2 separate regions of the Homo sapiens genome follow, and region 1 is linked to region 2. A link is a loop called in an ENCODE intact Hi-C map of the cell type or tissue named here. Cell type or tissue: GM12878. All regions are shown on one strand. Links, peaks and the distances in the headings refer to the core of each region. The heading gives the core; the rest is flanking DNA.

Region 1 (8,334 bases), core at 212-8,211, 78 kb after region 2:
GGTCATATGACATCAGAGATTGGGATTAAAGATTTTATTTTTTTAACTCATTTAATTCATGGAATATAAATTTATTGTTATCAAAGATATCAGTTCAATTTTATTATTGAACCTGTAATTCATTCTATACTTTGATCCTGTGAAGACCAAATTCATCATTTTCTTCAAAAATGTCATATAAAACTTGAGTGATCAGTGACATTCTTTATTTTGTTTTTGTAAAATAAGGAAGACATTAAAGCCATATGAACTTCCTCAGTAAATGGAAAGCAGTCCACATCAATGCATTCCTCATCATGGTCATTACCAAGGGATTCACTACTTCTAGGAGGCTCTATCCTCAGCAAACAAACAATGGCCCACTTCATCATTTCCAAGTTGAAGTTCCTTGCCCCAAAATATACTACAATCCAACAAAGGAATGGACATCATTCTTGCTGATATGTCCCCAGATGACAGCATTCTTAAGAGAAGTTTCACAGCTCTGGATAATGTGAGTTTATCTGCAAGCATTGACACAATACACATTCAAGGGAAGTGGTGGTGGTCTTGGCATTGACACACAGTGGAAACTCAACAGTGACGTAGACTACAGTCAACACACATGTAACATCCTCAGGTTATATCCCACTTCAGTCTAGCCTGGCAGAAACAACTAAAATAAAATACATAAGCATGCAACATCCATATAATAAGTTCAGGAATTAAGGATGAGAATGAAAACCATCTATCCCATATACACAGCTTGGGAACTAAGGACTTGACCTGTCTCTCTAACTCTCTCCCTCTCAACACACACACACACTCACACACTCACTCACACACATACATACACTTTCTTTCCTACATTAACGTAAGTTTACTACTCCACTGTCTTCATTAGCATAACTTTACTATTCCAGGAGATTCTAGCCTAAGCAAATAATTTGATTATTCATTACAGAAACTTCCCAAAAAGATCCTTCACTCTTCAACAGGAAGTACCAGCAGACGGTTAACACCCTAAGGATCTTCAAATCCCTCAACTCAAAATCCTTTCCTTGCTGTTTCCAATTCTACACTGTTGTGTTATTATCCTTATTCAATCTTCATCAAGCTCCCTTACCGAAAGATCACCTTAAACCAAACTCCCAATAAAACATATTTTTTAATTCACCACTGATCGGAAGGCATAAAATAATTTTTTAAATAATAAAATACAACCTTGCTTTTTTCCCCTCAGAGATATTACCAAAGCTCTGCCTAGGAGGTGATCTTCCCTACCACAATAAACAATACAGATAGCTTTGACTTATCAGCAGGTTGTGTTGGTGATATTTGGAGAGCCAGCATTTGACAAGTACTTAGTATGGATCGAGCAATAAGCTAAAACATTTGGAAACTGATATATGGCTTAATCTAAGCTAAAACTAAAGCATCTGGAAACTTAATCTATTTCCCCCTAGAGGTCAGAGGCCCTCACTGTTTAAACAATTCCACATCTGGACATTTAAATTTCTGCCTGGTCCAGCATTTGCTACCGTATGTTAAGAGGAATTATTTGTCTAAATGAAAAAACGTTTCCATGGTCAAACAATTTGAAGACTGATGAGTTAAGAATAAAAAGCATCATTTCTTCACTGTGGGACTTCTCAGGGCCTTTAGGGTATACTACTGGGTATCAAAAATATCCAAGAGGGAGTTATTAATATATAGCCTACGCAAAATGTATATAGATGCTTTGTCCTACAGTAACTCCCTAGATTCTCACTGGATACAACAGGGATGATGGACAGTTTTATCTAACCTTCCATCCTGCCGTTTATTCACAGGCCATTTCCAGAGAACATGGTCAGAAAGGAAGATAAATGACCACAGCTGTCTTAGCCCTCAGCAATCAGCTCCGTGGTAATTTTAGGGCTGCCTTGATCTGTGGGCAGGGGAAAATGAAGGAAATGAATTAGCCTGAGTCCTGCCAGCCTTTAAATGAGGATGCCTGTGTGCCCTGAGCTATGCTTAGCTAATTCCAGCCCTTCTCCCCAAAGGGAATGCTGGTCTTTCAATATACTGCCAGGAGTTCCTTAAACCTTTCCCACATCTGTGAACACCAGGCAGAAGTTGTCCAAATGGTCCAAGTTGCTGATCTTTGCTCAAAGGAAGGCCCTGCTGGCATGGACCCCTCAGTTTACAAAGAGGTGGCATCTGACATACTCTGCCCCACTAACAGCTAAAATCCTCATGCTGTTATCTTTCTTGACTGTACCCTTCTGCTAAGATCTCCACTTAAAGGACATTGTTTTGGTCAGCACTCTGACTTGCTTGTTTTGGGTAAAGGAGAGGAAATTGACATTTACTAGACACTTTCTATGCGTCTGATGTCACATAAGACACTTTACATGCTTTATTCCATGTAATTCTAACAAGTGCAAAAAAATCATAATAGCAAATGTTTATCTAGTGTTTCCCATGTACCATGCACTGTTGTAAATGCTTTACATAGTCTCACTCTCTCAAGGCTCAAGGCAACTCTACGTGGTAGATGCTGCTATTACCCCCACTCTATAAATGAGCAAATAGAAGGATAAAGAGGTGAAAATAATTTGTGTAAGGTCACATAGACAGTAGCAGAGCCAGATCGGAACACAGTCACAGTCCATGCATCTAACCACACTACCATTGTCTGCCATTATCTGTCCTGTCAGATGAGAAAACCAAAGCTCAAAGAAGCAGCTCTCTCAAAGGCACACCGGAAGTGGAAGAACTGGTACCAGAACCCATGTCTGTCTACTCCCAAGTCCGTGTTTCTCCTCTAGACCACAGGCTCTCAGAGCATAGTTCCCAGACCAGCAACATCTGTAACAACTGGGAAACTTGTTAGAAATGCAAATTCTTGGCCCCACTCCAGATCTACTAAATCTGAAAGTCTGGCATGGGGCCCAGTCATCTCTATTTTAACAGGACTCCAGGTGATTCCCATGCAGACTAAAGTTTGGGAGGCACTCCTCTACACCATGCTGCCTTCTGTAGAGCACTGAATTTTGATTTTACCGGCAAGGACTAGAGATAGTGCTGTCTAGTGGTTAGAAGCTCTGGGAAGCTAAGAAACAACTTGGTCATGACCCAGCATATTTCACTGTCCTTGACAGTAGACAGGCCAGGGGTTGCTTTTTCCCCCCTTAGCAAATTCATGGAGCAGAAAAAGAACAGCTGCACTGTGGTCAAGAGGAAGACTGGATTCTGTCCTTGGCCATCCTTTACCCTGCTGATCACTTTTCAGATCCAGAGATTCTCAGTGCCTTTCTGTTCAATGTTCTGCTGCTTTTGCCTGCCAGCTTTGTCAGCTCCTACCTGTGACCCTTCTTGTCTTTCAACCCCTCCCACTTCAGGAGGAAGCACTTCTGTGGCAATATGTTCAGCTGATGAGCTGCCCTCCTGGTTCAGATATTGTGCAATGCAAAACATTTCTTAACAATTCCGGAAGCAAACTTTTTTTTTCTCCTTTATTGCTGTCAGGATCAGTTCAGTAGCTACACTAAAGCTTTCACCACTCACTGCTTCACTGAAAAGTTTAAGACCAGAGCGTTCTGCTGAATCAAGCTGTTGTTGAGAGGTTCAGTGTACGTATATAAAACAGAACAATAATTGATTTTTATAGAGGCTGAAAGAAAGTTAAGGAATCTTGGATGGCTCAGGGTGGGAGCTTGAAAGGCTTTTGACTCAGGATGAAGGATCACATGGTCCTCAATTTGTGCTTAATAGCTACAACATGGGGAAAGAGAGAGAGAGAGACACGGTATATAGGGGAAGAAGCTAAGTTAGCGCCAAGCTGAGTATTTTGCAGTCAGGGATCAAAAGGATACTACTTTTAAAAACCATATTTCTTCTTTAACAAACATTAATTCAAGCTCATTGAGTTTCTGTAGGTCATACGTTTCAATCCAGGATCAGCAACACAGAGTGTGTTATTTCACTTTCAATGCTGAGGGTGGGGACCTCCCCCTGCGAGAACATGCTGTATGTTGATTAAAGTTGCAAGGAGAGCTATGAAGGATCTGCCCAAATCTCCTTAATCTCTTTTTCTTCCTTCTTGATAGGTTTCTAGGGATCTGTTGGTTGAATTGTTCTGTGCTTGATATGGAATCTTGGTTTTTATTGGCCCACAGTAAAACTAATTACTACTGGAAAGGGCACCAAATTAAGATTAGCAAGCCTGACTTGATTTATCAAAATGGAATGTATGTATGTAATGGGTGAGTGTGTAGATGTTAGAATCAGGCAGAACACTCCTCAGTTTATGACCTCTCCAAAACCTGGTAGCGGCCGGGCGTGGTGCTCACGCCTGTAATCCCAGCACTTTGGGAGGCTAAGGTGGGCAGGTCATTTGAGGTCAGGAGTTCAAGGCCAGCCTGGCCAACATGGCGAAAACCCATCTCTACTAAAAATACAAAAATTAGCTGGGTGTGGTGGCACATGCCTGCAGTTCCATCTACTCAGGAGGCTGAGGCAGGAGAATCACTTGAACCCGGGAGGCAGAGGTTGCAGTGAGCCGAGATCGTGCCACTGCACTCCTGCCTGGGCAACAGAGCAAGACTCTGTCTCAAAAACAAAACAAACAAACGAAAAAAACCTGGTGGATTATCTTAAGGATTAAGTGGGAAAATACAGGTAATTCCCAACCTGCACAGCTGGGGCATTCAATACTGTTAACTGTTATCAGTGAATTCGCACTCATCGGAGTCTAGTTGGTGCCCGCCCCTGTGCTGGCGAGGCCCTGCAGGATCACAGAGGGACTCTCTGTTGGGGGCAGGCCTAGTTGCAGCTGCACTATTGTCAGCACACCTGCCCCCAACCTAGCCCTGTGACTTTCGAGAAGCTCTGTAAACCCCTAATCCTCCATACCTTCTCATCTGAAAAAACCCACATCCTCCTGGGGCTTACAGAGAGCAAGTGAATGAAATTGTCTGAAAATTTCAAATTGCTCTTCCAGGCTAATAAGAGAGTATCATAATTTGTTATATAAATAGAATATACACTTTTAAATTTCTCAATCTGATTTTAGTTGAACTTTTAGTGCTGTGGCATAATAGAAAGAATTCCTTAAATTGGGATTAGAAAACCTGAATGTAGGTCCTGGTTCTGAGATACTGCCATTTATTAGCTGTGCAACTCTGGGCTAGTCACCTAACCACCCCGGACCTCAGTTTTCTTATCTAAAAACCTGGCTAAGATTATCTACCCCTTAGGCGGATTTTTTTTCTTTTCTCTCCACACTCTGCCTACCCCACAGGTTTTTGTTTGTTTGTTTGTTTTTTGAGACAGAGTCTTACTCTGTCACTCATGCTGGAGTCCAATTGCGCAGTTTCAGTTCACTGCAACTTCTGCCTTCCAGATTCAAGCGATTCTCATGCCTCAGCCTCCTGAGTAACTGGGATTATAGGCACGCACCACCATGCCCAGCTAATTTTTGTATTTTTAGTAGAGATGAGGTTTCACCATGTTGGCCAGGCTGGTCTCGAACTCCTGGCCTCAAGTGATCCACCCACCTCGGCCTTCCAAAGTGCTGGGATTACAGGCATGGGCCTCCGTGCCCAGCCCCCTATAGGTTTTTATATCAAAAACATCACTCCAGCCTGGTCGAGAGAGTGAGATCCTGTAAAAAATAAACAAACAAACAAACAACAACAACAACAAAAAACACCTCACAACTCTACAGGCAGGAATTACTCTTCCTGGCTTGCAAATGGGCTCAGGGACTTAATTATCCAGAAGTCACACAGTGAATAACCTGAGATTTCAAACCAATACCTGAGCCCACACATGTAATCACTATTATTATCACTGTTCTTTTATTGTGCGTGCCATTTTTGGAAGAACAATGAAGTCTATTTGGGTTGACGATCCCAAATCCTCCATCTTAAATCTTCTTATTAAACTGTGTGAAAAAGTTACCATGTAATCTAAATTATGATCTGTTTTCCTACCTTCACTCCTCCAAAATAATTGCAATTATAAAACACTTGATGTAAATTAATCTCTGTTCCTCAAACTTGAGAGTTACATTAAAAAGTCTCAATTATAAATGACAGATAGATGCTGTTCCTAGAGCGAAATCTATCTTGGTTTGTTCTAGGATTTTAAAAAATATTTGATGTAGGCCAGGCACGGTGGCTCACACCTGTAATCCCAACACTTTGGGATGCCAAGGTGGGTGGATCACCTGAGGTCAGGAGTTCAAGACCAGCCTGACCAACATGAGAAACCCTGTCTCTACTAAAAATACAAAAATTAGCCGGGCATGGTGGTGCATGCCTGTAATCCCAGCAACTCGGGAGGCTGAGGCAGGAGAATCACTTGGACCCGGGAGGCAGAGGTTGCGGTGAGCCAACATCGCGCCATTGCACTCCAGCCTGGTCAACAAGAGCGAAACTACGTCTCAAAAAAAAAAAAAGAAAGAAAAAGATGTAAAATATGCCACAGAGAGAGAGAGAGAGACAGAGAGAGAGAGTCTTTAAAGCTTCCCTCACCCCATTCCTGACAAAAGCAACAGAAAAAAATTTTCCCAGGACCCAAGCTCGAGATATTCCTGATACCAGCCACCTCCACAAGCAAGGCTGCTGTCAGTGGAACTGAGAAGCTGCCAAGAAGCTAGGCCATTTCTACTCCACATTTGGTCTGAGGCCAGAGTGTTGTCTTTCAGTTTTTAGACAAATCTCCCAGGGTGATGTAGACCCAGCAATAACCATATGTGACCATCACAGCCTGCAGGAAAGAGAAGAAAGGTAAAGACGGCTTTCATAAATGGCCCTGATCTTATCTGCAAAAGCTGGACAGCTCTTTTTCCAATACAGAAGCAGAAACAGTCGAGATTAAGCTTTGCTTAGGGAGGTAGGGAGTTCTAGTTCAATGGTCCAAATCATGCTAATCAACTTCTGCAAAGGACAGTGTCCTGGAGCTGTGGGCCTTGAACAGCAAGCTCGGGTCCACAGGTTTGGCCACAGTATGACTATGCCTGTGTTATTTAAAGTTTGTCCCAAGGAGTGTTATGATGTGCTTGGTATGGGCTTCACCCCCAGCAGGCACAAGCATGTGCATGCCTCATTGGCACTGTGTCCGTATGGAGCATTGTGAAGGGACTATGTGGAAGGAACAGGAAAAAAGAGACTACTTAACATCCTTTGCTTTGCTCTGCCACGTTTTATATTTACAAGCTTCTGTGTAGAAGGATACTGATGTATGTTCTTGGCTTCCATAAGACAGTGGGGGTGACAGGAGTAAAAAGGAAGACGCCTAAAGACACTGAAGTTTCCTGGTCTATTTGGTCAACAACTATTTAATAGGGGCCCACCATGAATCAGATAAGGTACACATGCTGCAGATACAAATGACCAAGAGCAAGCCTGACTGCTGCCCTTATGGAACTTGGTATCTAGTAGGGGAGTCAGCCAACAATCGAATAGTCACATAAATGTATGGAAAATGGAAGCTGTGGCAAGTGCTAAGAAGACATGGTCATGGTGCCGTGAGCACCATTAATGGAATCTGACCCAGTCCAAGAGGTCAGCAAGGGCTTCCCTGAGAAAGTGATGCTTCAACTGAGACCTTCAAGATGAGTAGGTGCTAAGTAGTGAAAGGAATGAGGATGGGAGGCAAAATCCTGGCCAAGTGAATAGCACATGCAAAGGCCCTGTTTTGGGAGAGAAACAGCTTGGTGGAAGGTAGGAGATCTGACCTAAGTGTTACCAGGAAGGCCCCCCAACCCCTAAACACCTCTGCCTCCTAAAATTCCACCATTATTAAGGAATGCTTTGGGTTAAGATTGTTTTTCTCTTGAAATATTCCCTTTTTTTTTTTTTTTTTTTTGGGCAGGAGACCAGAGCTTATTATTACTCAAATCAGTCTTGCTGAACATTTGTGGATCAGAGTTTTTAAGGATAATTTGGTGGGTGGGGGAAGGCCAGTGAGTTGAGAGTGCTGATTGGTTGGGTCAGACATGAAATCGTAGGGAATTGAAGCTGTCTTCTTGGGCTGAGTCAGTCCCTGGGTGGGGGGCCACAAGATCAGGGGGCCACAAGATCAGATGAGCCAGTTTATTGATCTGGGTGGTGCCAGCTGATCCATCAGGTTCCGGGTCTGCAAAATATCTCAAGCACTGATCTTAGGAACAGTTTAGGGAGGGTCAGAATCTTGTAGCCTCCAACTGCATAACTCCTAAACCATAATGTCTAATCTTGTGGCTAATTTGTTAGTCCTACAAAGGCAGTCTAGTCCCCAGGCAATAAGGTTTGTTTTGGGAAAGGATTGTTACTGTCTTTGTTTTAAACCATAAACTATAAAATAATTTCCTCCCAAAGTCAA
Region 2 (8,334 bases), core at 312-8,311:
GCCGAGACTCTGTCTTAAGAAAAAATTATTTGTATGTTATTTCATAATATAGGTAGCTATAATCATTGATGTCATATCTTTCAAGATCATATAATTTAGGCTATTTCTTCTTAAGTTTATATTGATTATTGTTTTCTGGAAGTTAACCATTTTGTATGTCTTCCGAATTAATTGACATAAAGTCATACCTGATTGTCTCTTGTTACCTGTTTTAATTTCTGGTATATTTGTAGTTATGTCCCTTTCTAATTCACAATTTCAATATTGCTTTGAATATCTTTTGTATGTAACATCATGCTGAAACTGGCTGTAAGAAAGCCAAGTTTTAAATAGTTTTAATAGCTAATTCTTCCGAAAACCCAGAGTTGTAAAGAGGAATAGAAACAGAAATACCACTAAAACTACTTCTCCATAACTTCTACCTACTGTCCCTAATTCTTCCCCTGGGAGTCACATAACCTCAAATGTGTACTTCTACATACTCCTTAGAAATTATTACTCTTAAGTAAATCCAAAGTGGTGGTGTTTTGTTCAGTCCGTTCAAGAAACAAGAGACAATACATATCTCTCCTGAAATACATCTTTTGCAGTTTAAGGAGCCTCAGTTTTTCTGAAAGTTACTCAAACACCCTGCATCCCAAGCTCTTTGCTAGCACTCCTTTCTGATGATCCATCCCCAGGCATCAGCATCTGGAACTGAGTCCTTTAGTCCAAGCGTAGTCTGACCAACATGAGGAGAATGAGTCTAAGGCTATCCTCTCACTGGACCATTCCCTTCATACTTCCTAAAATACATTTCTTGCTTGTTCATCACACTGTTGACTCATGTTAATTTTGCAGTCAACCAAATATTTGAGTCTTTTTCACACGTGCTGTTGAGGAATCTTTATCCCCAAGTAATAAAAGAAGACTCCATTATATAACTCCCTAGTCTACAGACTTCAAAAGAGAATTTTAAGCATGTTTGGGCCTTGAGCAAAGCACTGAGATAAAAAGTTGAGGGTGAAGGAGTAGCAGACAGTACTATCCTCAGCAATTAGAGGAGGAGTTCTTTCTTTATAAAGGAAGGCATCTCAGCTGGGTTATACCATAGTCCAATTTCCACAAACAGGGAAGGAAAGAATTCCCTTTTACTGAGTACCGACTGGGTGCCAAGTCTAGGTTAGGTGCTTTATGTGTGTTTATCTCGGCTTTCGTGCTGATAACATCATTGGGTCAAGGTGCAGTGTAAATAAAGAAGGATGTAAATAAATGCTAGGTAAAGTTATTCCCATTTTATGTATGAGGAAACAGAAATTCACAGCATGACTCGCCCCAAATGATACAACTAAAAAGTAATGGGGCCTTGTTCAACTTCTGCACTCTCAGCCAGGAATGAATGACTACAAGTAGAGAGGAGGCAGCAGGCAACAAGAGCAATTGGATGATGCTTTGTGGTTTAATGAAGGACAGGACTTTCACCTACATTAACTCTTTTGGATCACCTGCTCCACCTACCATAAGAGGCTGATTCTCACAACAGCCTCTTATGGTAGGTGGAGCAGGTGATACAATCTTTATTTTACATAAAGATTACAGGGCTCAGAGAACTGAGGGACCTACCCAAGGTTGCCCAGCTAGCCAGTGGTAGAGACACTTTGACCCCGGCTTTCTGACAGCAAGCACCTCTTTTGGCAGCAGGTATGGGGCAAGGAGAACAGCAGGGACCTGGGGCAGGTGTTGACAGATCAATGTGGACATGGGGAAAAAAGCCCCAAAACCCCTCACCAAGGAAATGTAATGCTCTGTTATTTATTTAAAAAAAAAAAAATTTTTCTCAAGCCTTTGAGATGCACAGAAGAGGCCTGGCGTGGTGGCTCATGCCTGTAATCCCAACACTTTGGGAGGCCAAGGCAGGTGGATCACTTGAGGTCAGGAGTTTGAGACCAGCCTGGCCAACATGGTGAAACCCCATCTCTGCTAAAATACAAAAATTTAGCCAGGCATGGTGGCTGGCACCTGTAATCTTAGCTACTTGGGAGGCTGAGGCAGAGAATTGCTTGAACCCAGGAGGCAGAGGTTGCAGTGAGCCAAGATCACACCACTGCACTCCAGCCTGGGCTACAGAGTGAGACTCTGTCTCCAAAAACAAAACAAAACAAAAAGAAGATGCACAGAAGAAAGCAAGCCCAGTGTATTAGTCTGTTCTCACGCTGCTAATAAAGACATACCTGAGACTGGGTAATTTATATGGAAAGAGGTTTAATGGACTCACAGTTCCACATGGCTGGGGAGGCCTCACAATCATGGCAGAAGGCAAAGGAGGAGCAAAGTCACGTGTTACATGGCAGAAGGCAAAAGAGCATGTGTGGAGGATCTCTCCTTTATAAAACTGTCAGATCTCATGGGACTTATTCACTATCATGAGAATAGCACAGGAAAGGCCTGCCCCCATGAATCAATTACCTCCCACCGAGTCCCTTCCATGACACATGGGATTTGGGTGGGGACACAGCCAAAGCATATCACCTAGGTCGATGACAGAAGCAGCAGAGGTGCCTAGGACAGAACACATCACTCCTTCTGCCACAAGCATGTGCTGGAAATGCCTCCAGTCAAGTATCCTTAGAACAATCGTTTTCCCAGCTATTTAAACTCCACTGAAGTCAAGCACCAGCTTATTCCAGGCCAGGCTTTGCCTGCTAATTAACAATTCACCTGCTGGTTACTAGTTCCCACAGGGCCTCAAGTGAGACCAAATCCCCCAGCTGGAAGGTCCTCTTTTTTTTTCCAGCACTGCTAATTCAGCTCTGTTGCCCATCTCAAGCCTGGCTGAGAAGTTGTTCCCCTGCAGCCCCCTTAGTTGCCCCAGGGATTCTAGATGCCCTCTATATTCAAGCCAACATTCATCGTCTGTCAACAGGTGGTGGACATGTACTTTTATGATTGTACTCAGGTTCCTCTGAGTTTTGTTTTTTCAACCCAGACATTAAGAAATCCTTATTTCCTATAGAGGATTTAAGAAATAGAAAAATGGCATGAACCTGGGAGGCGGAGCTTGCAGTGAGCCAAGATCACACCACTGCACTCCAGCCTGAGTGACAGAGCGAGACTCCATCTCAAAAAAAAAAAAAAAAAGAAAGAAATAGAAAAATGAAATTAAAAAAAAAGATAAAAGACATTAAGAAATCCAGAAGCAGAAACACAACTTCTCCAGTATTTTCCAAGCCTGGCTATGGATCAAATTCACCCAAGCACCTTAAAAGAATATACAGATACAGAAAGGATTCTGCAGCAGAGAACCACGTTAAACATTACTTGGATGCCATCAGCAAAATGCAGACTCTGGAAAAAAAGAAAAAAGAGAGAGAGAGAGATGAAGGAAGATGAAGGGAGAACTTGTACATTAAAAGAGACTTAAGAAACGTAACAACCAATGGGATGTTTGAACTTAGTTGGTTCCCATTTCAAAAAACACAAGGTAAAAACAGACAAATGAAAAAAGAAAATTTGGGACATTTGAGAGACAGTTAAAATTTTGAACACTGGCTATATGATGATATTAAAGACTTTTTATTATTTCTGTTTAGATGTAATAATGGTATTGTGGTTATATTTTGAAAAGATTTCATATCTTGAAGAGAAATGTACTGAAATATTTTTGGCTAAAATGATGTGTCTAGGAATTGCTTCAATATGGAGGAGAGCGAGTGGAAATCCAGACGAAGCAGGAATGGCCATCAGTCGATGATTTTTACAGCTGGATGTTAGGTTCATGGAGGAAAGTGGGGTTCATTATACTTTTTGTTCTACTTCAGTATATGTTTGAAATTTTCTGTAATAAAAGTTTAATCTCCCCAGTTTTGTGAACTATTCTATTTATTTTATCCTCATCCTTTAACACACCTATGTACACGGAACTTCCTGTGTAAAATGTTTATTGAGTGTTTATTCCCCAGAGGAGAAGCAAAGAGGAAGTAAGAGTAGGATATTTTTGAACTATGTACAAATACAACCAGTTTCAGACCCTTTTATATGATCTATACTCATTCTAGACTGAGCCACATAGAAGAGCTGTTCCTGAAGTCAGATCAGCCTGGTTACCTCTAAAAGACCAAAAGACTAAACTAAAACAGCCTTTTTTTTCTTCTGTGGAAGCGTACATGTGTGTTTGCATGTGTACGTGTACCGAACAGCTGTCATGGACCTTTGTGCAGGCTGTGCACTGCACAAGTTTGTCACATCTAAGGGGGCATGCTTCACCTCATCAACACATTGCAGATCTATATATTTATTGTGACAACAGTCTTGTAAGTGGCAGCAAAATGTCTTCTTCTAACAAAATTGGTATTTTTGATAACTTTCCAAAAGATGGAAGCAAAAATATCTTAAAGTAGGGACTTCTTTTCTAATTATGTACTTATGGTATGGGCTAGCAGTGGACCTGAACTGACTGTCTTGCCTGAGTTTGAATCTCTTCCCCCAAACTCACTCACTGAGTTTGTTATTTAATAGCCTTGAGTTCAAGTTTCTTCATCTGTAAAATGGGATGATAATATTATGTACCCTGAGAGCACTGTTCAGAGCATTAAATGCATATAGACAGTATCTGGCCCATAGGAAGCCTTCAAAAAGTGTTAGAGATTAGCTATTACCATATCTGTTCACCCATATCAAATTTTATAGGTGTCGGTATGTTGCGTTATTCATAAACTCAACTAATAAATTTTGCAGTGGACTGAAAAAAGACTGTCTCCACTATTTCATGAATCCAAACTATTTTAAAAAGAGGATTTTCCCCTAACCATCAGTTCTGAAAAATGCAAGGAAGCTCAAGCTCCAGGTAAGCAGCCAGGGTTTCTAAGCCTCTCTGCGCACAGAAGCTGTGTGCATATGCTAATGAGGAACCTTTGAAGAAAAGTGCTGGGGTTTTTCCAACGCTCTAACTACTTGGCCAGTAAGCCTTTAATGATGGGAAAAGACCCAGTGGGAGTTGCCAGCCACAAAAGGGGTTTTACCTCACAGGCAGAATAGTCAAAATGCTTCAAGACGTTAAAAGCCTATTTTTAAAAGGAAAGAACACAGAGTATGTCTTTAACTTGATGTTAAAAATAAACTCAGCCGCCTCCTCTGCGTTTCCCACCCTCTCCCACTGTCCTTCCGTCCCCTGCACTGCCCTAAAGGAAAGAAAGAGTGCTTTTGTTTCATTTTTATTTTTCTCATGAGCTTTTCTTTCATTATTATTTGTTTACTCTTAGCCAAACTTGTTTTTCCGTTCACAAAACAAGTTGCATTTTTCTCTTAAAAATTCCTCGGGGATTCCCAGGAAGCAAGACGGATTATCAATTAGAACTAGCCCGTGTCAGGATGAGTAAAAGATTCGCGCGGAGATAAGCAAAGTGGAGCCCTTACGGCGTCCCTTGTGCCCAGAAAGTATCTGCAGGGGACGTTGTTCAAGCAAGGGGGCCTTTTATTTATTTTTTATTTTTTTATTTTATGTATGTATGTATTTATTTATTTTTGAGATGGAGTTTCACTTTTGTTGCCCAGACTGGAGTGCAATGGCGCGATCTCGGCTTACTGCAACCTCTGCCTCCCGGGTTCAAGTTCTTCTCCTGCCTCAGCCTCCCAAGTAGCTGGAATTACAGGCATGCACCACCACGCCCGGCTAGTTTTGTATTTTTAATAGAGACGGGGTTTCTCCATGTTGGTCAGGCTGGTCTCAAACTCCCGACCCCCACGATCCTCCTGCCTCAGCCTCCCAAAGTGCTGGGATTTGAATGCTTTTTCATATTGGGGTTTAAGTACAGACACTTCCTGAGGCATGACTAGACATAGCAACACTACTTTGCTGAGCTGCCTTCAATAAATTCCATTAAGCAGCCATAAAATTCCAATAGATCAGATGTGCCAGTTTTTGTTCATGAAAAAGCTAATCTGTGTAGCAGAAAAGCTGCCAGCTGGAGTGGAAAAGCTGGATTTCTTATTGTATATTGATGGCGGAGGGATTTCAAGACCCCAGTGGAAGCCAAAGTTGTTGAAAGACAAGGAGACCCAGGCCTGTGCATAGTACTATGATTTCACTGGAGGGAAATATAAGAGATGAAGGGGTGGCTGAAGGCTTGAGACCCTGTTTACTTAAAAATATTAAAAAAAAAAAAAAAAGAAAGCCCTTAGGCAATATAAGATAAAGGAAAAAACAGCAAAAATCATTTTAAGAAATAAAATTCTGCCAGTGTGGTGGTAAACACCTGTAATCCCAGCACTTTGGGAGGCCAAGGCGGAAGGATCACTTGAGCCCAGGAGTATGAGACCAGCCTGGGCAGCATGGTGAAACCCCGTCTCTACAAAGATACAAAAGCTAGCTGAATGTGGTGGCATGCACCTGTAGTACCAGATACTCTGAGGGAGTGGGGGAGGCTGAGGCGGGGGATGGCTTGAGCAGGGTAGAGAGAGACCTGGAAGGAAGGAAGGAAGGAAGGAAGGAAGGAAGGAAGGAAGGAGAGAAAGAGAGAAAGAAAGGAAGGAGGGAGGGAGAGAGGGGAGGAAGGAAGGAGAGAGAAAGAGAGGAAGGAAGGAAGGAGGGAGGGAGGGAAGAAAGGAAGGGGAGGGAGGGAGGGAAAGGAAGGAGGGAAAAGGAAAGAAAAGAAGAAAAGAAAGAAAAAGCTCTAGCTGGGTGTGGTGGCTTGTGTCTGTAGTCCAGATATTGGGCAGGCTGAAGCAGGAGGATTGCTGGAGCCCAGGAGTTTGAGGCCAACCTGGGCAAAGTAGCAAGACCCCATCTCTTTAGAAAATTAGAAAACAAAGTTCCTGTCTAGGGTTGGCCTCTAACTTGCAGCATGACCTCAGTCCAGTGATTTTCTTCCCTACAATTTCTTTTTCACAAAATCAGATCCCTCTCTTCTTGAATCTGTTCTTTAATAGGAATATATAATTGATAAATTACATATAATTGAAAACAAGATATTACATCAGAGCGCTTAATAAGTGAAAATCACAGTACAAACGCATGCTTAAACACTGTTGAAATTTAATGAAGTAATTTTGACACATGTCTAGAAAGTCAGAAGGGAAATTTTGTTACTAAAGGTTGAGTTTGAGCCAATTGTTTTCCAATTTTCATGAAAGCGAAGCACTGTAATACAAAAGCATGCCTAGGAACACTAGCACCTAACTCAATATGCCTTAACAAATGAGTAAAGGAAGAATGCCAAGATTTCCAGCCTGCAAAGCTTCACCTCTAGGGAATCTATGGCCTTCTTGCAATGGATCTTCTAGTTTATAAGCTCACCAACATAATTTGACACCCAGTGAAAATGATATTTTCACCATATGTATATGCCACCATTTTCAAATGTGTGTAGATTGGTTGTGACTAATAAAATACAATAAAAAATTATAAATTTATCATTTGTATATGTATTAATAAAATACAGACTCATTTAAAACATTACCAAAATTGAGTCAATTGTCAACATCTATTTCTGGATCAACCAACTCTAAAATTACAATTTCTTCCAGCTGGGAACTCTGGAGTTTAATATACTATAGCTTTTTGTCATAAATTGATCTCTGCTGTATTAGTTCATTCTAGAAAGTGATGGAACATTGATACTTTGAGTAACTTGTGTGCCAGTAACAAAGTGCTTCCCTAAAGCACAGCCAGGAATCAAGTCTATGATTAAAAACATCTGAGTCAATAACTATTTATTTACTTATTTGTGTTGTCCTGGGAAGGCTTGAGGATGGCTTACCAAGATGCACAAAATTCAGCAAGATACCATCAGTTAAATAAAAGTAATGGGGGAAAAAGATAGGATAGAAAAATGAGTAGCAGGGCTGTGGTTAGGACATAAAAGGCGTTCTGTGAAATCCCACATTCTTCCAAGTGCTGGCCTATTTGGCTCTGCCCTTTGTAAGCAGCCAAAGGGAAGAGGAAACCATTATTAGATACATAACTCATATTAGCTGTTAATAAATATACATCAACTTCTTATAAGAAGCCCAACTCTTTCTGCTGGAAAGATGAGAGAAACTTCAAGAAATGGCAGCGTCCCCAACAACATACCAGTTGCAACAGATCAAAAACTCAGTTTTAGCCCATGTCCTCATGCCAGAGCCAGATTCAGTAACTAATTTTTTACAGACTTTCTCTAATGATGAAAAAGTACTTTTCCAACACTCCGTGAAAATGATCTCTTCCCTCTTGTTTAAGTGGGGAAACAGAGGCAGAGAACAGTGAATTGCTTCCACTTCATATACTAGGTCAATTGCTAAGATAAAAGTAGAAATAATTTGTCCTAGCTGGATATAATTACCTCCAGATGTGCATTTGCAGATTACATGATGATTATG

Evidence for each region. A loop is a pair of places that touch in the nucleus more often than their neighbours do. Peaks named below come from ENCODE experiments on the same cell type or tissue, not always from the same donor. Only the 100,000 strongest peaks of a DNase experiment are listed, where the experiment ranks them.
Region 1: it touches region 2 in a loop (7-fold over the local background); 3 of 110 quality-filtered maps call a loop at or near these places.

What each region holds. Positions count from the first base shown.
Region 1 is chr12:93,240,914-93,249,247 of GRCh38, forward strand. The region is part of intron 2 of LOC643339 (a long non-coding RNA gene); the gene reads right to left. Among named protein-coding and RNA genes, the nearest start is that of LINC02412, 71 kb to the left of the region's middle. RefSeq lists an enhancer at 2,789-3,048. In GM12878, for the core only: no CTCF peak of the experiment used is centred there; DNase peaks (open chromatin) are centred at 2,678, 3,408, 3,928, 4,838 and 1 weaker place; H3K4me3 peaks cover 1,818 bases; H3K27ac peaks cover 4,800 bases.
Region 2 is chr12:93,163,042-93,171,375 of GRCh38, forward strand. The region is part of intron 3 of LOC643339 (a long non-coding RNA gene); the gene reads right to left. Among named protein-coding and RNA genes, the nearest start is that of LINC02412, 7.2 kb to the right of the region's middle. RefSeq lists an enhancer at 4,650-5,199. In GM12878, for the core only: no CTCF peak of the experiment used is centred there; DNase peaks (open chromatin) are centred at 4,060 and 4,960; H3K4me3 peaks cover 1,939 bases; H3K27ac peaks cover 4,965 bases.